2 separate regions of the Homo sapiens genome follow, and region 1 is linked to region 2. Evidence: read pairs that join two places in POLR2A ChIA-PET (ENCODE). Cell type or tissue: OCI-LY7. All regions are shown on one strand. Region 1 overlaps TGIF2 (TGFB induced factor homeobox 2). Region 2 overlaps DSN1 (DSN1 component of MIS12 kinetochore complex).

Region 1 (8,000 bases), 170 kb before region 2:
TTTTTCCCTTTTTTGCTGTGGTTTGCATTCACGGCAGTAGTTAGCCCAGGTGTGGGGAACGAGAGTGCACTGCATGATAGCGTTCTGGTGAGCTGGGAAGGACCCACCACTGCCACTGAGGATTGTTTTGGAAGAAAGGAATATTTTTATCTTGGGGACCAGCTAAGTCTCTGCAGTAGTGTGAAATTCCAAATGGTTGTTTTATCATTGGTTTGGTTTACCAAAAAAAAGGCAGGGAAAAAAAAAAAAAACAACCGTATGAGCGCATTGGCTTGTCTGCCGCAGGCACAGAAGGGTAGAAAGCCACAGCAGGGGGCAGTCCAGCAGACTCTGACTCAACTTTCTAGGCACCTAGCAGAGAAAGATAAGATCAAAAGGTGTTTGGTTTTTCTTTTAATTTTTATTGTAGTTTTTTTGGGTGGGTGGGGGAAGTAAACTAGACTGAAGCGATGGATTTTTTTTTTCTTTTTTTTCTTTAGTGTTTTTCCCTTTGTTCTTGAACACTTTTGCCCTGCAGCCTCAGTTTTGAATTCTTTTAGCAACTTGGATTAGAGGGGCCCATATGTCAGAAGCTCCCAGCACCTCCTACTTGGGAGAAAAGTGAGCCATCTGCTGGTCAGGAAGTCCTCCAGAGAGGCAGCTTTTCCCACAATGGTGGCAGGAAACTTTGGGGAAAGCAGGAATGGTGTCCACTGCTGCGGAGGAACTGCCTTCAGAGAAGGTGGGGCTGGAAAAGGGTTAGAAGCCTCCTAGCTGGGATTGTCTTTGTTTCACCTTTCTTTAAATTAGAATTACAGAAGCCCCTGCCCAGTGAACAGATAACGATTGGTCTTATGCTCCTCCCTTTCCCCCATTTTTTCTTTTGCTGTTTTGTTTTTTGTTTTTTGTTTGTTTGTTTGTTTTTTTGAGACAGAGTCATGCTCTGTCACCCGGGCTGGAGTGCAGTGGTGCGATCTCAGCTCACTGTAACCTCCGCCTCCCGGGTTCAAGCAATTATTTGCCTCAGCCTCCCGAGTAGCTGGGATTATAGGCACCCGCCACCATGTCTGGCTTTTAGTAGAGACGGGGTTTCACCATCTTGGCCAGGCTGGTCTTGGAACTCCTGACCTCGTGAGCCACCACGCCCAGCCTCTTTTGCTGTTTCATTGCTGACAGTGTTCAACAATATGCCCCATCTTTATATATCCTAAGAAACACTAATCCTAGGTTATTGCTAGCCAAAATATTTTTGTCCTGAGTAGTGTCACTGGGCCAAAAGATAGATCAGGACGACAGCCTTTAGTTTTCCTGAAATCACCAGGTCAGGCACAAGGAGAAAAGGTTCCTGGATACTGACTAACTTGGGTGGGTGGATCTAGCCAGGAGAAAGACAGTAACATGTGTTCTGTACTTTCTGGGAAGATCCCTGAAGCCATCACAGAGGCTCCCCAACTTCTGAGTCGCCCATCTGTTGCTGTGGGAGTGTGAACGGATCGCTGAAGGAGAGGGAGCTTTGCTCTCTCTAGGTGGGCAAGTTTCCTGGGCTCTCTGTGTTGCCTCCCTCTGGCTTCTTCCTCCCGTGCCCTCTCCCCGTGTGCCCCAGGGGGATCAGGGATCCTCACCCTCCTGAGGCCCAGTGGGGAAGAATGAACATGGCTTCATCCAGGTTAACTGATGCTGCCATTTGCCCAGCCTCTTCCATCCCAGCCCTGTCAGTGAGCCCAGGTCTGGTGCAACTGCTGCAGGATGCCTGTAGTAGGGAACTCTGGAAGTGTATTGGGCTGAGGTGGGATTTTCCCTCCCCACAGTGCACTGAGCAATGGAGGGTGGTGAGGGAGCCATGCTGCTGAATTCTGGTTGGCATTTCCCCATTATGTAAAATGGGGTGTTGGGTAGGGCAGACTCTGCTTGGGTTTGGTTGTAAGATAAACCTGGAGGAGAAGCACAGTTGTCCCATTGAATTATTTGAGCAAAAACTACTGTAAATAACTTTTTTGTCTTTTGTCAAATAAAATTTTTTTTTGTTTTTTTAAGCAGAAACAGGGTTCTTGATTGATCCACCAGGGCTCAGGGCCCAGGCTTGAAGACAAAGCAGTCACTGGCTTCTTATTTTGCTTTACATCTTTTACTCTCCCTCTAGTAGCCAGCTGTGAGTTCTGTGCACGCTGTACCCCCATTCCCTTTCACCAGCTCCATTCTGTATCCCATTCAACTCAGGGTAAAGGGGGCATTTGCATCTCACATTGGGCCAGTCTTCCCTGGAATCAACAGTTAAGCTCTGGGGTTGCTAAGTGGTGAGGATGTAACCTTGAGGAACTGGCAACTTTGTCCTCCCCCTCTCTCGGTAAGAAACAAGCATGACTGCAGTGTGAACCCGGCACAGAGAGAAGCAGCTATGAGATGGAAGCTCCAGTCATGTCTGAAACCAGGACCACCTGTAAACTTCTCTATTATGTAAGCTAGTGAATTCCCCTTTTTGCTTAAACTAGCTGTTAATACGTTTCTGCCATACTGAAATGACAATACACTAACTGCAGCCCAAACTATAAAAACCAAGGTCTGCAACAGTGGGAAACTGAGTTTGGTTGAGTGTGCCTGGGTCTGGGTCTGTGCTATGTTCAGTCTCTTTTTTTTTTTTTTTTTTTTGAAACGGAGTCTCTCTCTCTTGCTAGGCTGGAGTGCAGTGGCACAATCTTGGCTCACTGCAACCTCCGCCTCCCAGGTTCAAGTGATTCTCCTACCTCAGCCTCCCAAATAGCTGGGACTACAGGAGTGCGCCACCATGCCCGGCTAATTTTTTGTATTTTTTAGTAGAGACGGGGTTTCACCGTGTTGGCCAGGATGATCTCGATCTCCTGACCTCGTGATCCACCCACCTCGGCCTCCCAAAGTGCTGCAATTACAGGCGTGAGTCACTGTGCCCAGCCCCAATTTCTTAATTTTTGTACACACACACATGAAAGTGAGATGCCCTAGGTAAAGAAACTGAGTGGGCTGTGGCTTGTGCCTACAGTCCCAGCTACTCCAAGGCTGAGGCTGGAGGATCACTTAAGCCTGGGAGTTTGAGGCTGCAATGAGCTGTGATTGGACCACTGCACTCCAGCCTGGGTGACTGAATGAGACCCCAAGACCCCATCGTTTTTTTAATTTTTTTTTATTCTAAAAAAAAAGAGAAACTGAGTAGGGATTTCAGATACTTGCCTGAACTCATATAGCCCATATAAATATGGAGCTCGAATTCAAATTCAAGTCTGTTTTCCTTCAGGGTCACTCAGGTCTGCCCAGAACCTACCTGAAGTAATATAGTGGTCACTTACTAACATAGTATCATCTAGCTGTCTAGAACAGTGCTGTGGGCTCAGCACAAGAAGTTTCTTCTGTGAATGAAATCTTGGTGGTCTCTCCTACAGGTCACTCTCCTTCAGGAATTTGGAGAGAGAGCCTCCCCACTCAAGTTTCCCAGATTAAAGAGCCTCAGCTCCCTCAGCCATTCACCCAAGGTCCTGATTTTCCCCCATTTCTCTCTCAGTATCTCTCAAACTGCACACTTGGCCCTGGAGCTCAGCAGAATAGGCACATGCTGTTACAGCTTTTCAAAGTAAGTTTAATATTCAATTCACATCGGCCGGGCGTGGTGGCTCATGCTTGTAATTCCAGCATTTTGGGAGGCTGAGGCGGGCAGATCACTTTTGAGGTCAGGAGTTCAAGACCAGCCTAGCCAACATGGTGAAACCCCGTCTCTACTAAAAATACAAAAATTGGTGGGGTGGGAATGGCGCACCCCTGTAATCCCAGCTACTCGGGAGGCTGAGGCAGGAGAATCGCTTGAACCCTGGAGGCGGAGGTTGCAGTGAGCCGAGATCATGCCACTGCACTCCAGCCTGGGCGACAGAGCGAGACTGTCTCAAAAAAAAATAAAAGGAACTGAAACCAAAAGTGTCTTCTGCATCAAGCTTCAAATGAGCCCTGGAGTGAGCAAGCACTCTAGATAATGAAAGTGAACTGCGGGATAATGTGGCTAGGGCCCCTCCTGTGACGCTGGGAACATGATCTAAGGACATCCACCTTTTTTATTAGAGTCTCATTCAGGAAACAGCTTTTAAATGTATCTGCCCTGGTCGTGAATACCCGCTGTCTCTTTGGGCTGGCTATGTATAGCCTGGCCGCCTCTCTATACCCTTGTTCTTTTTTTTTTGAGACAGATTCTTGCTCTGTCGCCCAGGCTTGAGTGCAGCAGTGCAATCTCGGCTCACTGCAACCTCCGTCTCCTGGGTTCAAGTGATTCTCCTGTCTCAGCCTCCTGAGTAGCTGGGATTACACGCACGCACCACCACCCCTGGCTAATTTTTGTATTTTAAGTAGAGACGGGGTTTCACCATGTTGGTCAGGCTGGTCTCAAACTCCTGACCTCATGATCCGCCTGCCTCAGCCTCCCAAAGTGCTGGGATTACAGACGTGAGCCACCGCACTCAGCCTATACCCTTGTTCTTAATAGGGCTAAGATGATGCTTCAAGCTTTTGGGTATCGATTTTGGACTTTGCATTAATATTTTTTTTGTTTTGTTTTGTTTAAAAAGGTGGCCGGGTGGCGTGGTGGTGCATGCTTGTAGTCCCTGCTACTTGGGAGGCTGAGGCAGAAGAATCACTTGAACCAGGGAGGCGGAGGTTGCAGTGAGCTGAGATGGCGCCGCTGCACTCCAGCCTGGCCGACAGAGTGAGACTCTGTCTCAAAAATAAAATAAAATAAAATAAAGGTAATGGTAGTGATTGGTGGGGAGGGGATCTGCCATCCTCTAGATGGGTGGTCAGGGAAGTCCTCTTCCTTTCCACTGTTTTTGAATGGTAGTTTCTCCATGGCCCCCAGGCTTAGAACCTTTTTTTTTTTTTTTTTTTTTTTTTTTGCCTCAACTTAGCCCTAGGAATAAGCATCTCTGGGGTAAGACTGAGGACTCTGGATTTTAAAAGTACAGTCTAGCTTGAAAGCTGCTACATGGGCTGGGCACGGTGGCTCATACGTGTAATCCCAGCTCTTTGGGAGGCCAAGGCTGGTAGATCACGAGGTCAGGAGTTCGAGACCAGCCTGGCCAAGATGGTGAAACCCCATCTCTACTAAAATTACAAAAATTAGCCTGGCGCGGTGGCAGGCACCTGTAATCCCAGCTACTCGGGAGGCTGAGGCAGGAGAATCGCTTGAACCCGGGAGGCAGAGGTTGGAGTGAGCCGAGATCGCACCACTGTACTCTAGCCTGGGTGACAAGGCAAAACTCCGTCTCAAAAAAAAAAAAAAGAAAAGAAAGCTGCTACATGAAAACTCCATATGGCAGAGGCCAGGTCTGCCTTGTATGGCTGTATCCTTGCTATGTTATGCACTAGAGCTGCAGAGGATAAGGTGTGGCACTCGAAGGATGCAGAAATAACCATCACTGCTGTCAGTGTTACTGATTTCAAAGGCATTTCTCTATGACCCAAGCCTGGTTTCAAATTCTTGGTCTGTCACTGATTAGCTGTCATGACCATAGGCAAGACAGTTCACTACTCCAAACTTCAGTTTTCATCATCAATAAAGTGGGAATAGTAATACTTACCTCTTGGGAGGATGAAATAGGATAATCTATACGTTACTATCTATCCTTGCTCAGCACACAGCTGAGGGAAAAACAACCTGTAAAATAACTTACCCCATACCACACAGCTTTTAAGTGGCAGAATTGGGCCTAATTACCCAGAGAAGTAATTCTCAAGCCTAAATATCCATCAAGATCATCAGGAAAGCTTACAAAGATGCATATTCCCAGACCTCACGCCCAGAGAGTCTGGGCAGGAATCTGCATTCTTCACTGATGCCACATGAGATTCTGATGATCTTGCTCCAGAGACCTTCACCATTCATTATCAGGACACTGACCTATCCCCAGGAAACTACTGGGCTGGGAAAGTAGCAACTCTTTGTCTTTCAAAGTTACAAGATGAGAGGAAGAAGGGTCTCTGAACCATCTGACGTCTTTGCTCCCAGGAGGCTATGGTAACTTGAAGGTCAAGTGTAGCCCTACCATTTTAATTACCAAAGTAATCCACACACGATGTAGAGAAATTGCAAGTAAAGGTATAAAAAGAGAAGAGTTTAGCATAATGGTTAATGGTTAAAAGCCCAGCCAGGTTTTGGATGAAAACGAATGTAGCCAGATGCAGTGGCTTATACCTGTAATTCCATCACTTTGGAAGGCCGAGGCGGGTGGATCACCCAAGGTCAGGAGCTTGAGACCAGCCTGGCAAACGTGGCAAAACCCCATCTCTACAAAATACAAAAATTAGCTGAGCATGGTGGCAGGTGCCTGTAGTCCCAGCTACTCCGGAGGCTGAGGCAGGAGAATTGCTTGAACCCAGGAGGTGGAGGTTGCAGTGAGTTGAGATTGTCCCACTGCACTCCAGCCTGGGTGACAGAGTGAGACTGTCTCAAAAACAAAACAAAACAAATGAATGTAAAACATTTAGTGAAGTGACTGGTAGCTAGTGAGGGTTCATTAAGTGCTAGTATGACATTTATTGTGGGCCAAAAAGAAAAAAAAAGACCAGGATGCAATCTCAGACCTCCATTCCAACAACAGGTGCTCTTTCCATGGCTGATGGTTGCCCCCAGGATTTCTGATACCTGTGATCCATCAGTGCCTGTGAGGGGCCAGTCTTACCCCTCAGAATATACCTTCCTCTCCAAACCCCACTCCAAGCAGCTGGCAGTGCTATCGAGGCATTCAGCTGGGAAATAGCCCTAAGGCTGAGCTCATGTGTTCAACTAGTACTAAACAGCTACAAACTCACAAAGACAAAATTTGTCCTACTTCCAAATCTGTCTCTCCCACTTTCAAATCTGACCCTTCATCAAGTTATTTTCCAACTCAGACCACCCAAGATGTTTATTTTAACCAGACGGATTCACTGAGATTCAGCCAGGTTCCCCGCTTCCTAAGATAAGGAAAGCCTTGGGTGAAAGCAAATAGGGAACAAGTCTGAGTCCCAAAAATACCTTTTAGACAAGGGCTTCCCCTCTGGCTGCCAGCTTAGCTTTGTCTGCTCCTAGAGAGGTAAGAGGAGGAACAGGGATCAGGTTTCAGATGCCTGTTGAACTTCTAACTTCCCTTATGACCTTGGGCTACACTGCAGGATTTGAGGACCCTTCCAACTAGAACTTTCTGTGACCTCTCCCAATCCCATGCAAACATAATGGCTCTTGGAGTTACGGTCAGAGCTTCGCAATGTAATACAAACATGACCTAGAGCCGGACGCAGTGGCTCATGCCTGTAATCTCAGCACTTTGAGAGGCTGAGGTGGGCGTATCACTTGAGGTCAGGAGTTCGAGACCAGCCTGGCCAACATGATGAAACCCCGTCTCTACTAAAAATACAAAAATTAGCTGGGCATAGTGGTGGGCACCTGTAATCCCAGCTACTTGGGAGGCTGAGGAGAATCCCTTGAACCTGGGAGGTGGAGGTTGCAGTGAGCCAAGATCGTACCACTGCACTCCAACCTGGGTGACAGGGCGAGACTCTGTCTCAAAAAAAAAAAAAAAAAGAAAAAGAAAAAACAAATATGACATAAAAAAATACTGTCTAATGAGATGCTCAATCATTACTAATCACTAGGGAAGTGCAAATCAAAACCACAGTGAAAATACTACTTTGCACCTAGTAGGATGATTATTAACAGCAGAAAAAGGCTGAGCACGGTGACTCACACCTGTAATCCCAGCACTTTGGGAGGCCGACGCAGGCGGATCATGACGTCAGGAGTTCCAGACCAGTCTGGCCAACATGGCAAAACCCTGTCTCTACTAAAAATACAAAAATTAGCTGGGCATGGTGGCGGGTGCCTGTAATCCCAGCTACTTGGGAGGCTGAGGCAGAAGAATCGCTTGAACCCAGGAGGCGGAGGTTGCAGTGAGCTGAGGTTGTGCCACTGTACTCCAGCCTGGGCAACAGAGCGAGACTCCTTCTCAAAAAAAAAAAAAAAACATGTATCTCCGAAC
Region 2 (8,000 bases):
GCCACCAACGCCCGGCCTAAAGTCCTAATTCAATCATAATTTAGGACAGAAGGGGAACTGCTCTTACCCATTTGAATCTTCAAAACATTTTTGTAGAGTTCCATCAGTTTCCAGTCCGTCTGCAAAATGTTTCAATTCTTCAGAAAGAGAAGATGCTAGACAGCACAAATTTACGTGTCATAAAATAAAGGAAATATACGTTTTCATAGTGAGATGCTGACAAAGGTATATTAAGGTAGTCTCAGCTCTAGGTACTGTTACATGTTGGTCCTCAAGCCCACCCAAAAGTGTGGAGTTAAGTATGTAGAAAGATTTTATCTTTTTTTTCTGGTAGGTATAGATAAAATGAAAGACAACTCATTTTTATCTATTTATTTAGACAGACTCTCGCTCCGTCACCTAGGCTGGAGTGCAGTGGTGTGATCTCAGCTCACTGCAACCTCCACCTCCTGGGCTCAAGCAATATAACCCCCGCCTCAGCCTCCCTATTTGCTGGGAATATAGGCAGCACCACCATGCCCAGCTAAATTTTGTATTTTCTGTGGAAATGGGGTTTTACCATGTTGTCTAGGCTGGTCTCCAGTTCCTTGGCTCCAGCGATTCGCCTGCCTCAGCTTCCCAAAGTCCTGGGATTGTAGGCGTAAGCCACTGTGCCCAGCCTTTATGACATTTATGATAAATGTTTCTATAAATGAACTGTGAAAAAGCAGTTTAAAAGGTATATCTGAGGCTGGGCGGGGTGGCTCACACCTGCAATCCCAGCACTTTGGGAGGCCAAGGCAGGCATATCACTTGAGGTCAGGAGTTTGAGACCAGCCAGGCCAACATGATGAAACCCTGTCTCTACTAAAAATACAAAAATATACCTGGGCGTGGTGGTACACGCCTGTAATCCCGGCTACTCGGGAGGCTGAGGCAGGGGAATCGCTTGAACCTGAGAGGCAGAGGTTGCAGTGAGCTGAGACGGTGCCACTGCACACCAGCCCGGGCAAGAATGAGACTCTGTCTCAAAAAAAGAAAAAAAAAAAAAAAAAAAAAAAGAAGTCAGGCAATAGGCAAGAGGGTAATAAGAAACACGGAGGCAAATAAAAAATTATGGGCATAGCCGGGCATAGTGCTTGTAGTTCCAGCTACTTAGGAGGATTGCTTGAGCCCAGCACAGCTTGAGCAACATAGTGAAACCCCATCTCTTTATTAGAAAAAAAGAAAACCAGGCTGGGCGCAGTGGCTCATGCCTATAATCCCAGCACTTTGGGAGGCCAAGGCGGGCAGATCACGAGGTCAAGAGATCAACACCATCCTGGCCAACATGGTGAAACCCCATCTCTACTAAAAATACAAAAATTAGCTGGGCGTGGTTGCGCATGCCTGTTGTCCCAGCTACTCAGGAGGCTGAGGCAGGAGAATCACTTGAACCTGGGAGGCGGAGGTTGCAGTGAGCCGAGATTGCACCACTGCACTCCAGCCTGGCAACAGAGCAAAACTCTGTCTCAAAAAAAAAAAAAAAAAAAAAAAAAAGAAAGACAGAAAACCAAAAAGGCCAGGCATAGTGCCTCACTGCTATAATCCCAGAACTTTGGGATGCTGAGGTGAGAGTTTCACTTGAGCCCAGGAGTTCAAGACCAGCCTGAGCAACACAGCAAGACCCCATGTCTACAAAAAAATTTTTTTTAGAAAGTTAGCTGGGTGTGGTGGCACATGCCTATAGTTCCAGCTACTTGGGAGGCTGAGGAAGGAGAAATGCTTGAGCCTAGGAGATCAAGGCTACAGTTAACTGTGATCATGCCAGTGTACTCCAGCCTGGGCAACAGAGCGAGATCCTGTCTCAAAAAAAAAAAAAAATTATGGGCGTAAGGTTAAAAACAGGCCTCTGCTAGACTTGAAGAGTCCACTACTACATTCAGGTGAAGAACACTAAGGGGAAAGGCTATGTTAATTAGTTATCAGGATAATCCTAGCATATCTACTTTAATTAAGGTGATGGTACAATTCTGAGATAAACAATTTTAACTGGCAAGTAAGCCCAAGTTCATGTATTTTCTAGATCTTTTAAGTGGGTAAACTTGAGTATTTCTGACCCTGGATAAGTGTATATTTACACTATTAGCAGAATAGGTACTTCCTAGAAAGTTCAATCATTAGTATTTTATTTCACAGACAACTAGCTAACTGCCTCGTAATATGAAGAGTTCCTACCAATCAATGTAAAAGAGCCACCATCCTAAGTTTTAAAAACGAACATGAGGCTGAGCCATGGTGGCTCGCGCCTATAATCCCAACACTTTGGGAAGCTGAGGTGGGTGAATCACCTGAGGTCAAGAGTTTGAGACCAGCCTGGCCAACATGGCGAAACCCTGTCTCTACTAGAAATACAAAATTAGCCAGGCATGGTGGTGCATGCCTGTAATCCCAGCTACTCCAGAGGCTGAGGCAGAAGACTCGCTTGAACCCAGGAGGTGGAGGTTGCAGTGAGCCAAGATCGCACCACTGTACTCCACCCTAGGAGACAGAGTGAGACTCCATCTCAAAAAAAAAAAAAGAAAGAAAGTACAAATGGCTCTAAAAATATGAAAAAAGAAAAAATGCTTATCTTCTTCAAAAGAAAAAGGAACACAGATTAAAACTACAAAATATCTTCTATCACCTATCATATAGTAAGAAAATCTAAAAGGCTTTTTTATTGGTGAGAGTGTAAGAAAACAAGTCCCTACATGTATTGCTGGTGAGAGAATAAATTGATACCACTTGTCTGGGAAGCAATCTGGTAATTCCCATAATTTCATTTGAACTAGTTAATTCCAATTCTAAGAATTTATCTTCTTTTTACTTGCATACGTGCCAAAAGGCTTGTGTTAAAAAAAAAAAAAAAAAAAAAAAAAAGGCCAGATGCAGTGGCTCATGCCTGTAATCCCAGCACTTTGGGAGGCCAAGGTGGGCGGATCACCTGAGGTCGGGAGTTCGAGACCAGCCTGACCAACATGGAGAAACCCCGTCTCTACTAAAAATACAAAATTAGCCCGGCGTGGTGGCACATGCCTGAAATCCCAGCTACTAGGGAGGCTGAGGCAGGAGAATTGCTTGAGCCTGGGAGGCAGAGGTTGCAGTGAGCCAAGATTGCACCACTGCACTCCAGCCTGGGCAACAAGGTGGCTCACGCCTGTAATCCTAGCACTTTGGAAGGCGGAGGCAGGCGGATCATGAGGTCAGGAGATCGAGACCATGGTGAAACCCCGGCTCTACAAAAAATACAAAAAATTAGCCGGGCGCAGTGGCCGACGCCTGTAGTCCCAGCTATTCGGGAGGCTGAGGCAGGAGAATGGCATGAACCCGGGAGGCGGAGCTTGCAGTGAGCCGAGATCCCGCCACTACACTCCAGCCTGGGCGACAGAGCGAGAGTCTGTCTCAAAAAAAAAAAAAAATTCATTACATTATTTACTGTAGTAGCAAAAGACTAAAAAAAAAAAAAAAAACAAAAAACAACACTTAAAGCCTATTAGTAAAGAACTAGTTAAATCCAGGCCGGGCACAGTGGCTTGTACCTGTAATCCCAGCACTTTAGGAGGCCAAGGCGGGCGGATCACCTAAGGTCAGGAATTAGAAACCAGCCTGGCCAACATGGCGAAACCCCGTCTCTACTAAGTATACAAAAAATTAGCTGAGCGTGGTGGTGGGTGTCTGTAATCCCAGCTACTCAGGAGGCTGAGGCAGGAGAATCGCTTGAACCCAGGAGGCAGAGGATGCAGTGAGCCAAGACTGTGCCACTGTATTCCAGCCTGGGTGACAGAGCCGCGACTCCATCTCAAAAAAAAAAAAAAAAAAGAAAAAAAAAGCAATAAATATTTCTGCAAGGATACACAAGAAACTGGTGGCCATAGCTACCTTTGGGGAGAGGAACTTAGACTGGGGGCCAGAATGGAAGGGAAGATTATTTTCCACTTTCACACTTCCTTAGCTTCATAAGCATGTATTCTTGCAATTTAAAAAAAGTAGGGGGCTGGGCACAGTGGCTCATGCCTGTAATCCCAGCACTTTGGGAGGCCAAGGTGGGCAGATCACTGAGGTCAGGAGTTCAAGATCAGCCTGGCCAACATGGTGAAACCTCTTCCCTACTAAAAATACAAAAATTAGCCAGGTGTGGTGGCTCCCAGCTACTCGGGGGGCTCAGGCAGGAGAATTGGTTGAACCCAGGAGGCAGAGGCTGCAGTGAGCCAAGATCACCCTACTGCACTCCAGTCTGGGCAAGAGTGAGACTCTGTCTAAAAAACAAAAGGTGGGGGAGCTAGTTTTATAAGGGAGCAGCTTCTGTAAATGGGGATGCTGTGAGCAAAGCTTTGACTGCCCAGGGTCAAAGCTCACTCATCTGTTAGCAACTTACCTTTGGCTCTAAAACTTTCAAGACTGAAGCCCTTAGTGTCCCTTAGGAAAGGTTCAAGTTTCTGAATAGAGAACTAAATAAAGAAAAGCATTTTTAGTACAACCACCAAAAACTTCCAGGCCAGTCCTAAATTTATGTCATTTTATGATGTTTAATAAATATGAAACTAAATACTAAATATGATGTAATTTTTACACATAAGACTTTTCACAGAAACAAATAAATAGATAAGGGAAAAAAAAAAAACTCTTTGTTGACCAGGCACAGTGGCTTACGTCTGTAATCCCAGCACTTTGGGAGGCTGAGACAGGCGGATAATAAGGTCAGGAGATGGAGACCATCCTGGCCAACATGGTGAAACCCCATCTCTACTAAAAATACAAAAAAAATTAGCGGGGCATGGTGGCGCGTGCCTGTAGTCCCAGCTACTCGGGAGGCTGAGGCGGTAGAATCGCTTGAACCTGGGAGGCGGAGGTTGCAGTGAGCCGAGATTGTGCCACTGCACTCCAGCCTGGTGACAGAGCAAGACTCCGTCTCAAAAAAACAACAAAAAACAAACAAAGAAAAAACAAAAGACTTTTTGTTGCTTGGACTACAGATTTTGACTTTCGGTTCAGGAAAAAAAAAAGGTTATTTAATTCACACAAATTACCTGCTTATCTAAATTGATGTAAGCACCTGGTAGCCACATAATACACAATACACCTTAAAAAAAGGCTGGGCACGGTGGCTCACACCTGTAATCCTAGCACTTTGGGAGGCCAAGGTGGGTGGACTGCCTGAGCTCAGGCATTCAAGACCAGCCTGGGCAACATGGTGAAACCCCGTCTCAACTAAAATGCAAAAAATTAAGGGCTGGATGCGGTGGCTCATGCCTGTAATCCCAGCACTTTGGGAGGCCGAGGCAGGCGGATCAGGAGGTCAGGAGATCGAGACAATTCTGGCAGACATGGTGAAACCCTGTCTCTACTAAAAGTACAAAAATTAGCGGGGCGTGGTGGCATGTGCCTGTAGTCTCAGCTACTCGGGAGGCTGAGGCAGGAGAATCACTTGAACCTGGGAGGCGGAGGTTGCAGTGAGTCAAGATCATACCACTGCACTCCAGCCTGGGTGACAGAGTCAGGCTCCATCTAAAAACAAAAGATTGTCACAATAGCAGTTAACAAACACAAAAACATTTCCTAGTTATAAGAACCTTACCTGGAAACTGGAAAGCAGGAGACAGCCAAGCCGTTTGCTTTCTGCTAAATCGACACTGATAGACCGGCTGAGCTCTAACATAAAACATAGCCACATTTAAGGAGCTGGATAGTTACATAGTTAGCAACTAACAAAACTGAAAAATGTCCTCCCTCTTGATAAATCCAACTTAAGGCAAGAACAGCCTTCTTTAGTTAAAGACAGAATTCTAATTTTTGCAGGATCACTGAGGAATGAAGTTTACCCATTTGTTCATCTAAACTTAAAAAAAAAAAAGTTATAAGAATCTTTGTATTGGGCAGGTACGATGCTCATGCCTATAGTCCCAACACTCTGGGGCCGAGGCATGGGATCACTTGAGACCACGAGCTGGAGACTAGTCTGGACAACATGGTGAAATCCCGTCTCTACTAAAAACAGAAAAATTAGCCAGGAGTGGTGGCATGCGCCTGTAATCCCAGCTACTCCAGAGGCTGAGGCATGAGAATCAAAAGGGCTCAGGAGGCGGAGGCTGCAGTGAGCCAAGAGGTTGCAGTAGCTGAGATTACAGGCATGCGCCACCACACCCAGGTAATTTTTTGTATTTTTAGTAGAGACAGGGTTTCCCCATGTTGGCCAGGCTGGTCTTGAACTCCTGGCCTCAAGTGATCTGCCTGCCTTGGCCTTCCAAAGTGCTGGGATTACAGGTGGGAGCCACTGTGCCTGGCCACATCTGAGCTTTTTTATAGGACAGGCACTGCAATGTGCTTTAAACACTCTGTACTGTATACTATAAGAAGAGTACTATTATAAAGTTCCATTTTACAAATGGGAAAACTGCAGCTCTGAGGGGAAATGACTTGCTTGAGGCCAGAAACTGGAAATCGGTGGAGCCAGAATTCAAACCCAAGTCTCTCACCGATATCTGTGTTTTTCCCTCTATTACCACACTGCCTCTCTATAATGACCTCATAATAGCATTAATAACTAACATTTGTTGAACACTTGCTATATAAAAAGCATTTTATGAAATGCTATATACGTATTTCATTAAACCTTGAGGCAAGTATCCTATGAATTCCATTCAGATAACAGATAATGACACAGGCACAAAGTAATAGGTCACTTGCCCAAGGTCATAGAGTGAGTTATTAGACTGAATTGGGTGAGCATTTTACATAATTATGCAACTGAATCCCTAACCAATCGCAAGATGTAGATACCGTTTTTTAAAATTATGTCCACTTGTAAACAATTACTACATAGCAAAGGAATTTTGCTTTGTGAATTATGAGAGCTACATGTCTTTTTGCCCTCTAGCTTCAGCTGGTTGTGTTTTTAAAGTTCTTGTCTCTTAATTGTCACTGCTGTTAGTCAAGAAAAACAGGATACTTTCTGCCTATAACCAAGGAAACCTGACAGGTTGCCAGAAATAACCAGGCAAGAACCAATCTTATTACACTGATGCTTTTCTGTTTAAGTCTAAATACTCCGGCATAGAGCTAAAGGTAGGGCTAATCTTGGGATGCACTGATGTTTTCTCAGCACATTTAGGGACTAAAGTACATGGGCCTTGTGGCAGCAATTTTCTGATGTGCTAAGTGCCTATCTTTACCCAGATTTCCTTCTGTGCATCAGACCACTTGGAAATAGGACGATACCTTAAAACTAATCACAGTAGCTTAACATTTCAGGGCTTACTATGTCCCAAGTACTGTGTTATGTAAGATAGGTACTATTTCATCTCCAAGTTGCTGATGAGGACCTTAAGACAAAGAAGGTTAAGTAATTTACTCAACATCACAGAGCTAGTATAGTCTTCCTGAAATATGCAAGCTTTTCCACGTTATGTTCTGTACTTTGATGCTAAGATATAGTTACTATTGTAAATTCACACAAAATGACACAAATCACGTTCTGTATAGCATCCCTAAAAACTGTTTTTCACTGTAGATACACACACACACACACACACACACACACACACACACACAGAGAGAGAGAGACAGAGAGAGAAAGAAAGTGAGGCGGGGGTGGGTGGGGTGCAGGGAGGGAAGAGGGAAGGGAGAGGGGTGGGGTGCAGGGAGGGAGGAGGGAAGAGAGAGGGGATAGGGAAAAAGAGACAAAGTTTTTTAGAGACAGGGGTCTTACTTTGTCACCCAGGATAGATTGAGTGGCGCAATCATAGCTCACTGCCTTCTTGAATTCCTGGGCCCAAGTGATCCTCTTGCCTCAGCCTCTCTCCAGTAGCTGGGACTACAGGTACGTGCCACCATGCCCTGCTATTTTTTTAAAAACTTTTTGTAGAGATGGGGTTTTGCCATCTTGCCTAGGTTGTCCTCAAACTCCTGGACTCAAGCAATCCTCCTGCCTCCCAAAGTGCTGGGATTATAGGCATGAGGCACCGTGCCTGGCCCACTCTAGATATTTGTATGTGCATCTTCCC

What was found. Peaks named below come from ENCODE experiments on the same cell type or tissue, not always from the same donor. Only the 100,000 strongest peaks of a DNase experiment are listed, where the experiment ranks them.
Region 1: POLR2A ChIA-PET joins it to region 2 with 16 read pairs; 17 of 35 experiments call an interaction of 5 or more read pairs at or near these places.

What each region holds. Positions count from the first base shown.
Region 1 is chr20:36,591,932-36,599,931 of GRCh38, forward strand. It overlaps TGIF2 (TGFB induced factor homeobox 2), which reads left to right. Exons shown (of 3, transcript NM_021809.7): 3 at 1-2,019. The region is part of intron 2 of TGIF2-RAB5IF (TGIF2-RAB5IF readthrough); the gene reads left to right. Among named protein-coding and RNA genes, the nearest start is that of RAB5IF, 9.8 kb to the right of the region's middle. RefSeq lists enhancers at 1-476, 3,788-4,157. In OCI-LY7, CTCF peaks have their summits at 595 (motif pointing left) and 796; DNase peaks (open chromatin) are centred at 2,370 and 3,980; H3K4me3 peaks cover 1,617 bases; H3K27ac peaks cover 4,269 bases.
Region 2 is chr20:36,762,394-36,770,393 of GRCh38, forward strand. It overlaps DSN1 (DSN1 component of MIS12 kinetochore complex), which reads right to left. Exons shown (of 11, transcript NM_001145315.2): 4 at 5,576-5,649; 5 at 4,376-4,448; 6 at 68-155. Among named protein-coding and RNA genes, the nearest start is that of DSN1, 7.4 kb to the right of the region's middle. RefSeq lists an enhancer at 3,177-3,676. In OCI-LY7, no CTCF peak of the experiment used is centred here; no DNase peak of the experiment used is centred here.